Regions from separate parts of the Homo sapiens genome. Here region 2 is linked to region 1. Evidence: chromatin contacts called from ENCODE Hi-C or POLR2A ChIA-PET data. All regions are on one chromosome and are shown on one strand. The core of a region is the stretch at or near the end of the contact, and the rest is flanking DNA. Distances in the headings are between cores, read along the strand shown.

Region 1 (4,759 bases), core at 1,625-4,124:
TTTTTTAACTTCAACTTGCTACACACTTCTATGTGTTTTCTAAGCAACCACCAATTCAGAGTTTCCCCGCAACAAAAGGAAATAGTCTTCTCTGGGGGGAGGGGACCATTTTTGGTAGGGGAGAAGGGAAAAGGGAAACATAAACACAAACCAGCAACCAGCTGGGTGAAGTCAGGCCTTTTAACGATATGCTGCCTCTCTGGGCCCTAATCCTCACCTGCAAACAAAGGAACAGGAAGAATGCTACCTCGTTTTGGTCTGCAGAGTTGAAAGTGAAGTGGGTTCTTAAATGAGATACAAAGGCAGATTCAGTCTGGATTTTATATTGTCTTCAATCTTTGTTTATGAAAACTACAGGAATCCTTCCTTCCTTTCTCCTTTCCTTCCCACCCTCCCTTGCCCAACAGACCACCTTAAAGGGAAACAATAACATTCCCCTCCAAAGAATGAGGAGTTTGAGAAAAGCAAGCAGAGGTTATTTCAGTGGGAATCTGAGGCCAGTCACATTTGCACAGTGCCAAAAAGCAGACATACTCTCTGGTTTGAACTTATATTTAAATCCCATGCCAAAGCCTGCCCTTGTAGGTCTGCATGAAGCACAAGGGCCCAGGGCTGAAACCCTTGGTCTCCCATCTCCAGCTCCCACTCAGGGATATAAGTGAACTCTGTAAATGTCTCCACGTGTAACTGGGAGAGCTGTAACAATGGGCCTCCAAGATGGGCCCATTCTCCCATCTGTTATGGGGCTTCCAGCTATCATACATGTTTCCAACTTAGATGTAGACGTACCCTGAGAGGGAATTTCTGTGCTGCTTTTGTCCCTGGTCACTTTGAAGATTAAAGAGAGGAAAATGTGTTTTCATAATATGTGAACTGGCTGGAAGTTTCCCTATTAAATCCCAAAGTCCTGGCAGGCAGGGTTCAGGCTTAACTCCTCTAAGACTGGGTTGGCATCCAGGACTGAAGGCTAGGAAATGCCTTTGGGCAGACCTGGGCCAGAGACCAAGGGACTGGGGCATGACAAAGTGGTCACCTGAGGCATAATGCCAGTGGGTTCCGGGGGCACCCTTGAAGCCACTGCCAAAGCCCAATGCAGCAGGACTGCAGAGTCCCCTGGAAGACCCATGGATATACCAGTGGCCTCAGCTTTGCTACGGAGAACTTGCTTGGGAGCTAGTCCCTTGAGTGATATTGCAAAACTCTACAGAGATGTATGAAATTCCTGATCCGGGGTGCCAATCCATGAACAGAGATTCCTACTGCTGGAGGAGGCACATGGCTGGGTCTTCCTTCAGAGCTTTTGCATAGGTGTTCCCTCTCACTTGGGCACTTTCCCCATCATCCTTTATCTGGCTACCTTCTGCTTATCCTTGGATGTCAGCTTCAATACCACTTCTTCAGGGGAGCCTTCCTGACTTCCCTTCCTGGTCCAATCCTCTTGCCAAACACCGTCTTGACAATTTCTCCCCCCTCTCCCCATATGCACTCCTGCTTCTGGGCAACTTGGCATCAGACATTTGTGTTAGGATCTGATTAATGCCTGACTGCATCCTAGGCTGCGTTCATGAGGACAGGCTATGTGTGTCTTGCTCACTGAAGTGTTTCTTGTGTTCCTGCCACACAGTGGGCATGCAATAAATATTGAAGTAGGTGAAGAAGAGAGCTAACTAAGTTCATTGATGGTAACACACATTTATCAAATGCTGACTGTGTGCCAGGAATAGCCCCAAATGCTTCTGCAGCAGTGATTTTCAACCTCAGCACTACTGACATTTTGGACTAGATAATTTGTTGCTGCCATAAGCACTAAAAGTGAGAGCCGGAGACAGGGCCTAACAGGAGCTTCGTATGTGTAGACTACCTATTACTCCTTCCCCTTTCCATTTTGCTGACTTCAGGTAAGTCACTTAACCTCTCTGAGCCTCAGTTTTCTCATCTCCAAAGTGAAGATAGTAACTCTAACCTCTCCAGGTGGTTGAGAACATAAAACAAAATGAACTCTGCCTATAAAGTCCCTTACTAATGGCTGGCATATAACAGGAGTGCAATGAGAAGTAGTCCTTATTATCTCCCCCTCTATACTCGCCCATACAGCAGAGAGCTGGGCAATAGGACCAGCTTGATCCTGAGTGCAGAAATAACCACAGTGGGGTGTTCATGCCCAGGTTATGTATGGGCTTGGTCATCTTCATGAAAAGATGTGTGCACAGTAAAGAGAGAACACATCACTGGGGCCAGGAAGGAACAGTGGTAGAAGGAACCCCAAGCTTCCCCAAAACTGCAAATTCCCTGCCTCCAACCTGGGGCACCTCTGGCAGCCAGCCACGTTGGCAGCCTCGTACTTTCTCTTGGGCTCTTCCTGTTGGCATAGCCCACCCTGTTTTACAAAGCTCCAGTGGTTTTTTTTTTTTTTTTTTTTCATGGCTCCAGCTGTTAGATAAACTTTCAAGGATATTTCTGTGGCAGGTACAAACCTGGACAGGAAGACTTGGGAAGAAATCCTAAATTAATTATATGTCAACATTTAAGCCACAAGAAGGAGCAGTTGTCATAAATTTTTGGAAGGTTAAAATCCAATTTTAGTTGTAAATGTGAGCAAGCTCACTGACTCACTTGTGAACGGGTGCCAACAAAATGATATATTTTACATTCTTTCACAGCTTGTTTTGGCTAAACACAATGAAAAAAGAGAGAGAGAGAGGAATTACAGTTTTTATTCTTCAGTGGGCTGAGGTGTTCAATCATGCACAAAAGCTACATGTGCCAAAGCAGAAGAAATTAGCTGAGTTTATCCATATTTTTGGGTGCCTTCCACCTTTATAGAGAAAGGAAATGGAGCTGAAAACTCAAAAGACGGCCACAGGTACCGCAGTTGGTCATCGTTAGTGCTGATGGCCCAAGGCTGGACATTCCTGATGACAAATCAAGACTCCTCCAGGAACTACCCTCATGGTTTATCCTCAGTCCTGACCAAACCCTGGCACACTAACAATTTCTAAAGCATCATTTCTCTGAGTATTGGCTTGGGTTGAATGCAATGGTAGGGTGTCAAGAGCAGGAAGGCAGAAGAATTTCCTTTAATTTTCACAAAATTAGGAAGGTGGCTGGGATACAGTTATAATTTTTGCCTATTTTCTCATTCATTCATGCATTCATTCAGTTCTTCAATTCAACAAGCAATCATTTTTGCCAGCCATGGGCCAGGACTGGGGATTTGAGGGGGAGTAGGACATAAACCCTAATCTGGGAGACTTGCAGCCAGGTCAGGGGCACAGATGGGTAAGAAGACAACTGAAATACAATGTGATGTGTGAGTTCATGGGGGCCCAGGATGCCCCGAGACACCTCATATGGTGTCAGAGAGGGCCAGCAAACATTCCTCATAGAAGATGACTTCCAGGTTGAGATGTGAGGGGTGGTGAGTAGGAGCTACCGAGTGGAAGAGGGAAGAGAGGAACCATCTGAGCAGAAAGCAGCATGTGGTAAGGCCTGAAATAGAGCCAGGCCAAAGCTGACCCAGTGAACCTCAAGCACCAAGGACACAACATGGAATGGGAAGGGGGGAGTAGCAGAGTCAGGGCAGAGATGCAAGCAAGGCCAGGCCACGTGGGACTTTATGGCTACATTAAGGAGACTAGATGCTGCCTTCAGGCAGTGGGACACCATGGAAGGGGAGTGACCTGGCCAGATGTGTGACTTCAGGGCAAAGTGGAAGCTGGGTGGAGGCAGGTGGGGACTACATAACCTTTCCTTAAGGGAAGAACAATTCCTTGGGTGGTGTCAGTTGAACTCTGTCCCCTAAAAAGATATTTTCAAGTCCTAACCGCTAGTAAATGTGAATGTGACCTTGTTTGGAAATAGGGTCTTTGCAGATATATTTGAATTAAGATAAGGTTATACTGAATTAGGATAGGCCTTAATCCAATGACTGGTGTTCTTAGAAGAGGAAAAATTGGACACAGAGACACAGAATACATACAGGGAGAAGGCCATGGGGTGATGGAAGCAGAGGGTGGAGCAATGCATCTATAAACCAAGGAATGCCAAGGGTACCAGCAACCACCAGAAGCTCGGAAGAGGCAAGGAAGGGTCTCCCCTAGAGGCTTCGAAGAGGGAATGGCCCTGCCAGCACCTTGATTTTGGACTTCTGGCCTCCAGAACCATGAAAGAATAAATTTCTGTTGTTTTAAGCCAACCAGTTTGTGGTACTTTGTTACAGAACCCCTAGGAAACTAATACAGGAGTCATGGTGGAGTTCTGCTGCACTGCTCCCAATAAAACTGAAACTCCAGGCAGCCTTGGTGCTGAAACCATGGGGGTCCATTTGGGAGAGGGTCATCTGAGATCCAAGAAGCATCTCCTCTTGCTTCTGTCTCCCTTTGACCTGGTTGAGCAACTTGTGCTCAAAGGCCCGCGTCGTGGCTCTCCCAAGGGTGGCTGTCCGTGAGAGAGTTAGCACCAAAAGTCAATATTTGTCCACAGGCAACAGTTGTGTTTGCACTATGAAAGCCCCAACAGGTTTTTTCAGAGATTTCAATTGGCCATGAAGTAACTCTGTCCCAAGGAAACCCCTGAAGATGAGCCAGGAGGGACAAAAGTCCCAAACAGTAGGCTCTGGCAGGCAGCATCACAGGAAGCACGAGGGGACTCGTCCCCGGGCCAGGGTCTTCACGGGGCCTTGGTGCACAATCGCTGTGCTTGTGCTGCTGCTGGGGTTGGACTTCCTCATGCAGCTCAGCCAAAGCCTCCTGGCCCTCCC
Region 2 (4,759 bases), core at 1,391-3,890, 200 kb after region 1:
TTGGGTTGTTGTATGCATATTAAAAAAAAATAATAATGTCATCTAAACACTAGTGTTGTGGGGTTCTGGCTCCCCCACCTTGTCAACTTAGCAACTGCACGTGGGGAGCTGGCCCAGAGGAACAGATTCCAACTTTCCTGGCTGCAGTTTGTCCTCACTGAGGTCTCCCCTCCATGCACAGGGCTTCCACATGGCTCACCCCCCACTTGGCTGGAAAACTCTAGTGCTTTCCCGGGCAGGGTATCTGTGGAACACCCTATTCAAAATCAGCTCCCCAAATCCCTCATAGAGCATCATCTTTGGTTTTTCCCATAGTATTTATTATCGTGCAACATGCCCTACATTTGATGTCTTTATTTTGTTTCTTGTTTCTTCACTGGAATAGTTGGGGCAGGGAATTGTCTGTTTTGTTCACTGTTGTGTCTCCGGTGTCCAGATAGTATCTGGAACGTAGTACATGCTCAACAAATATTTGCTGGATAAACTGCCTACTTCTTTCCATGCCCACCTAAGTTTTGAAAATCTCTCTCTGCCTCTTGTTGTCTCTGTTTACTGATCACTTGCACTTCCTGTAGTAGGATTCTGCCCCAAATCTATGAGTGGCATGTTTTCAGAATGTAGCCTGAAAAATTTAACACGAACAGTTGACATTTATTTAAATATTTACGAATGTCAAGTCCACTGTAGGAGACGGCCATTTCTTAATGCTCTAAAATCTTAAAACTACCCACAAGTCTAATAATTCAACTCTTGGGCATTAATCCTAAAGAAAATAACATAAAAAATAAAAGACTTATGTACTAAGATGTTCATCACAGTGTGATTATAAAAGTGAAAAGCTAGAAACAAATCAAAATCCCCAAAACAGAATGGTAAAATTAATGACTGCAAAATGATGGAAATCATAAACCAAGAAATATGTTTTCGAAGGCTTTTAAGGACATGGGAAAATGCACAAAATATTAAATGTTTAAAAGGCTAAACAAACTTTATTATGTAGTATGTCATGTCTTTGTTCAAATATATATGTAGACAATGGAATGTAGGAAACTATAAATCTTAGTGACAGTTATTTCTGAGTAGTGGGATTATGGGTAACTTTAGTTTTTTATTTACATTTTTTGAAGTTTCTATTATGAGCAAATATTATTTCTATGATAAAAGATGTATCTCTATGCTTTCAACTATGGAAAAGCTCATTTACATAGAAAGAATGCTACAAAATCAAATCCTTATTACCTTTTAATCTAGTGCATTATTAAGGGGTAACATTGAAAAAAAACAATAAACAAGGGAGATTCTGGAACTTTTAGTGTGTTGCAGAGAATCAAAAGAAGAAAGTGACATCTTCCCCAAAAGAATATAAAGTTGAGAAAGATTAAAGGCAAACTACTGGAAATTTTAAATTCCAAGTCTGATAAATGTCTTCCTGTAATCATGAGAGGAGAGGGTGAAAAATCCTTTTCCTTAATTTTCAGGAAAAAAATCCTGATACTATTATTTGAAAAAGCTGAAAAAGAAGAAGTTCTGAAGCCAGGAAAGGACAGACCTGGTGTGCACCACAATGGTGATCAATGACAAAATCAATATCACTTTAACACAGCTTTTCAAGGGGCAGTATGAAGCAAAAAGGAAGTGAAAAGGGGCTTTTCTTTCATTTTGAAATCCAGCATCAGGAGGACACAAGGGCAGGAAGTGGGATCTTTTTTCAATGTATTTGAAATGATAAGGTGAAGACAGGCTGAAAGGACTTTTAATTATATGATGAGAGGAAGGAACGGAGGGAGAGAGAGAAAGGGACCAGGAAAAACCTGGTTTTATATGTTAAATGATGAAAAAGAAAATGTAAAACTAAAGAGAAAAAGGCTTTCCAACAGATACCTTGAGAATGAAACACAAAGGCTGCAGGAGGTAAGTGCCAACATTTCTTGCAAGAAAACCAAAATGACAGCACACTTGATTGAGCCTGCAGCCTTCTCCCCTAGTGGCAACCGGTGATGTCTGGTGATGCAGGAAGAGATAAGTCGCCCTTCCCAGCCTGCACATGGTGGCCTCAGGTCATGGCGGGAGCCAGCAGGGGCCAGGCGAGAAGGGTCAGGAGGGGTGGGGAGTGGTTGCTCAGGGTCACAGAATAAAGCCTTCTTTATTCTGCTTTTTAGCCTCAAGTTTACAGGGGCTAAGACCTAACTGAAGTATTGCACCAATTCAGGGATAGCTCCTGGGAAGAGCATGGAAAAGCTTCAATGTGAGTCCCATTTGGGCTCTGGTTCCACCCCTTACCAGCTGTGGCATCTCTGCATAGTTCCTGAACCCAAGTTTCCTCATCTGTAAAACAGAATTATTAACATCTGGTTTTTAGGGTTGTCATGAGGATTAAATGAGATAATATATTTAAAATCCCTAGCCCAATGCCAAGTATACAATAAGAGCTCAAAAACTGTTGGTTCCTCACATTCTAAAATGTGAATAGAAAAACAATGATGAAAAGCAAGGTCTCTGCACACATTATACCCACTCCTAAGCCTCACTGAAGCAATGTCAGTCTAATAACTCCCAAAATCCACACAGTCTAACAGCTGGATTCCTCCCCACAAAGCCTAATGGCTCCCTGGTGGCCAACATCTTGGGAAGTTTCTCCTGTACACACTCTACTTTGGTGGTGGATCTGAATGTTCTCTGAGGCGGTAATGAACAGGTTAAAGTTGAAGGGATTTCAAACATGTCTAATCCAATAAGAGGCTTGGTAAAACATGCGTTATCACTTAAAGAATAAATGTTTAAAAATAGAGCACAGATGTGAAATTTGAATAAAAAGAGAGAGAGAGCACAGTGAGAGATCTTCTTGGCATTTGCATGCTATTCCCTGTTTTGGTCACCTTCAGCTAAGCCTGTTATTCTGATATGCTCTGCCAACTGCTCAGTGCTGTGGGGTGCTTCAAGTTACTGAAGCAAAGTTGGCAAATCACTCTGAAATTTAAAAATCAGAGCCACCTCCCCCTTTATGCATTTCTAAAAGCCAGGGAACACAATGGTAAAGTTGATCTTTTCAAGTTTTTCTAAACTAATACTTAAAAAGCAAAGAGTGAGTTTCTCCACTCCTCCTAAAACTAGCAATACTTGTACTGGGATCCTTAAAACCCTAAGAGAAAGTATCATGGTTAAATAGGCATTTGTCACAAAAGGTGGGCTACAGATTGCCAATCACAGAATTCATGGGAATTTCTACTTATGTAGAAAGCATTCTCTGATTCCTCCAGCAGGCAAAGGTTTTTGAACTTCAGTAACATCTCTGCAACAAAAAAAAATAGCACTTTGTCCTATTTTATCTTTCATGAGCTAGTATCTATGATACTGCTAGTAGAGATGATAAAACTCCAAGGCTTAAGGACAAAATCAACACCTCCTATAGCCAAAGAGTGCCCATAAGTGCTCCATGCATGTTTAGGGAGATGAACTAAAATATGTTTAAAACAGAGCTTTCACCCAAGGAAGACACTCAAGTGAGAGACTCACACAGTTGGCCATCAGGTCAGCTTGATGCTCTGGGAAGATGCCCTTCTGATAGGGATTTGAAAAATGCATGAAATCAGAGAAAATACTTTGCCTCCATATTCACTGAGTGCTATTTTTTGTTGCAAGGGCAAACTGAGTGGATTCCCTGAGTACTGGGGTTGAGGCACCAGCTGCCTAGGATAAAGAATGTTTCCAGGCTAAGAGAGCAGATGAGTGTCTTACCCAATTGCTTGGACATTAAGAGGAAATTGTTTACAGTAACACTGAGCAGTTCAGGCTTTACCTCCATAAGAATAACCTGCCAGATCTGAGTATTTCTTTTTTTATTAAAAGGGGTTCTCTAGAATAGACTGTAAAGACACTTTGCACTGAAGTCAAAAATAAATAGAGATGTGGCTAGATTCTACCGGTGGGACACAAACAGCTTAACCCAAAGTGGGTCTGCTGTAAAAACCAATACATTTGCATTTTAGCAATTTGATCTGGACCAAGTCTGTGATGCATTACAATGCTGGGATCAAATCAAGCTTTTCTGGAGGTAATCCAAACACAACAGGAGGCTATGGGAACCCTACTGCATGGGGTTCCTCTACTGCTGTTTAACTGTGCTAACCTCCTGAACCATAAAGGGTAATTAAAAGTCATCTGCACATGAAGCACTGAAAGTGTAAATGGGAAGCACAACCGTGGCTTCTAGCAGAGGGGAGAAGAAATGTCTGGCTAAACACTCCACTCAGGTGCTTCTTACTTTCCTGGACAGGACGGGTCTACCTCTGCTGAGATCCAATTTTGACTAGGATTCCATCCTTGTAGGTGGCTCTCCTGAACACATTCCAGGGCAGCCTCTGCCTTCTCCCATTTTTTACCACATCTGCGACTAATCCTTGTAGACTAATCCTTGTAGACAGTCCTATGATTTTCGGACAACACAGGGCAGAGAGGCTCTACCTAAATAGATTACATTACATGCAACTTGTTATGGCCTCCAGAATGTTTACCTAGACATGGGACTTTTTTTTCTGCAAACCCCATGGGAGGGGGATCACAGAGAACCAGGGGACTAGTCTCCTGGTCTTAATGCCTTCCTGCTCTAGCTGACCTATGTGTTTCCTGGTGGCCAAAAGCAATGCCCAGAACTGGTAGGAAAAGGAAAAGAAAACCAAGTACAATTTATCTCTGATCTCAAAAATAGTCTAACTAGTTCTGAGAAATAAGCTGGTTCTCATTTTAACTAAACAATAATGTC

What was found. Hi-C counts contacts between places; a loop is a spot of excess contacts on that map. ChIA-PET counts read pairs that join two places held with the same protein, here RNA polymerase II (POLR2A).
Region 2: a loop to region 1 is called in a map of PC-3, with 8 times the contacts of the local background. The contact joins two enhancer-like sites. A Hi-C loop is called at or near these places in 2 of 168 maps with a recorded cell type or tissue (PC-3 and heart left ventricle). POLR2A ChIA-PET finds 5 or more read pairs at or near these places in 2 of 52 experiments (H1 and PC-9).

What each region holds. Positions count from the first base shown.
Region 1 is chr3:55,522,102-55,526,860 of GRCh38, forward strand. The region is part of intron 17 of ERC2 (ELKS/RAB6-interacting/CAST family member 2); the gene reads right to left. Among named protein-coding and RNA genes, the nearest start is that of WNT5A-AS1, 37 kb to the left of the region's middle. Within about 2 kb of position 2,875, at least 3 of the 41 ENCODE cell types and tissues checked have a DNase peak (open chromatin) inside an H3K27ac peak, as active enhancers do.
Region 2 is chr3:55,722,216-55,726,974 of GRCh38, forward strand. All of the region lies in intron 15 of ERC2 (ELKS/RAB6-interacting/CAST family member 2), which reads right to left. Among named protein-coding and RNA genes, the nearest start is that of ERC2-IT1, 65 kb to the left of the region's middle. Within about 2 kb of position 2,641, at least 2 of the 41 ENCODE cell types and tissues checked have a DNase peak (open chromatin) inside an H3K27ac peak, as active enhancers do.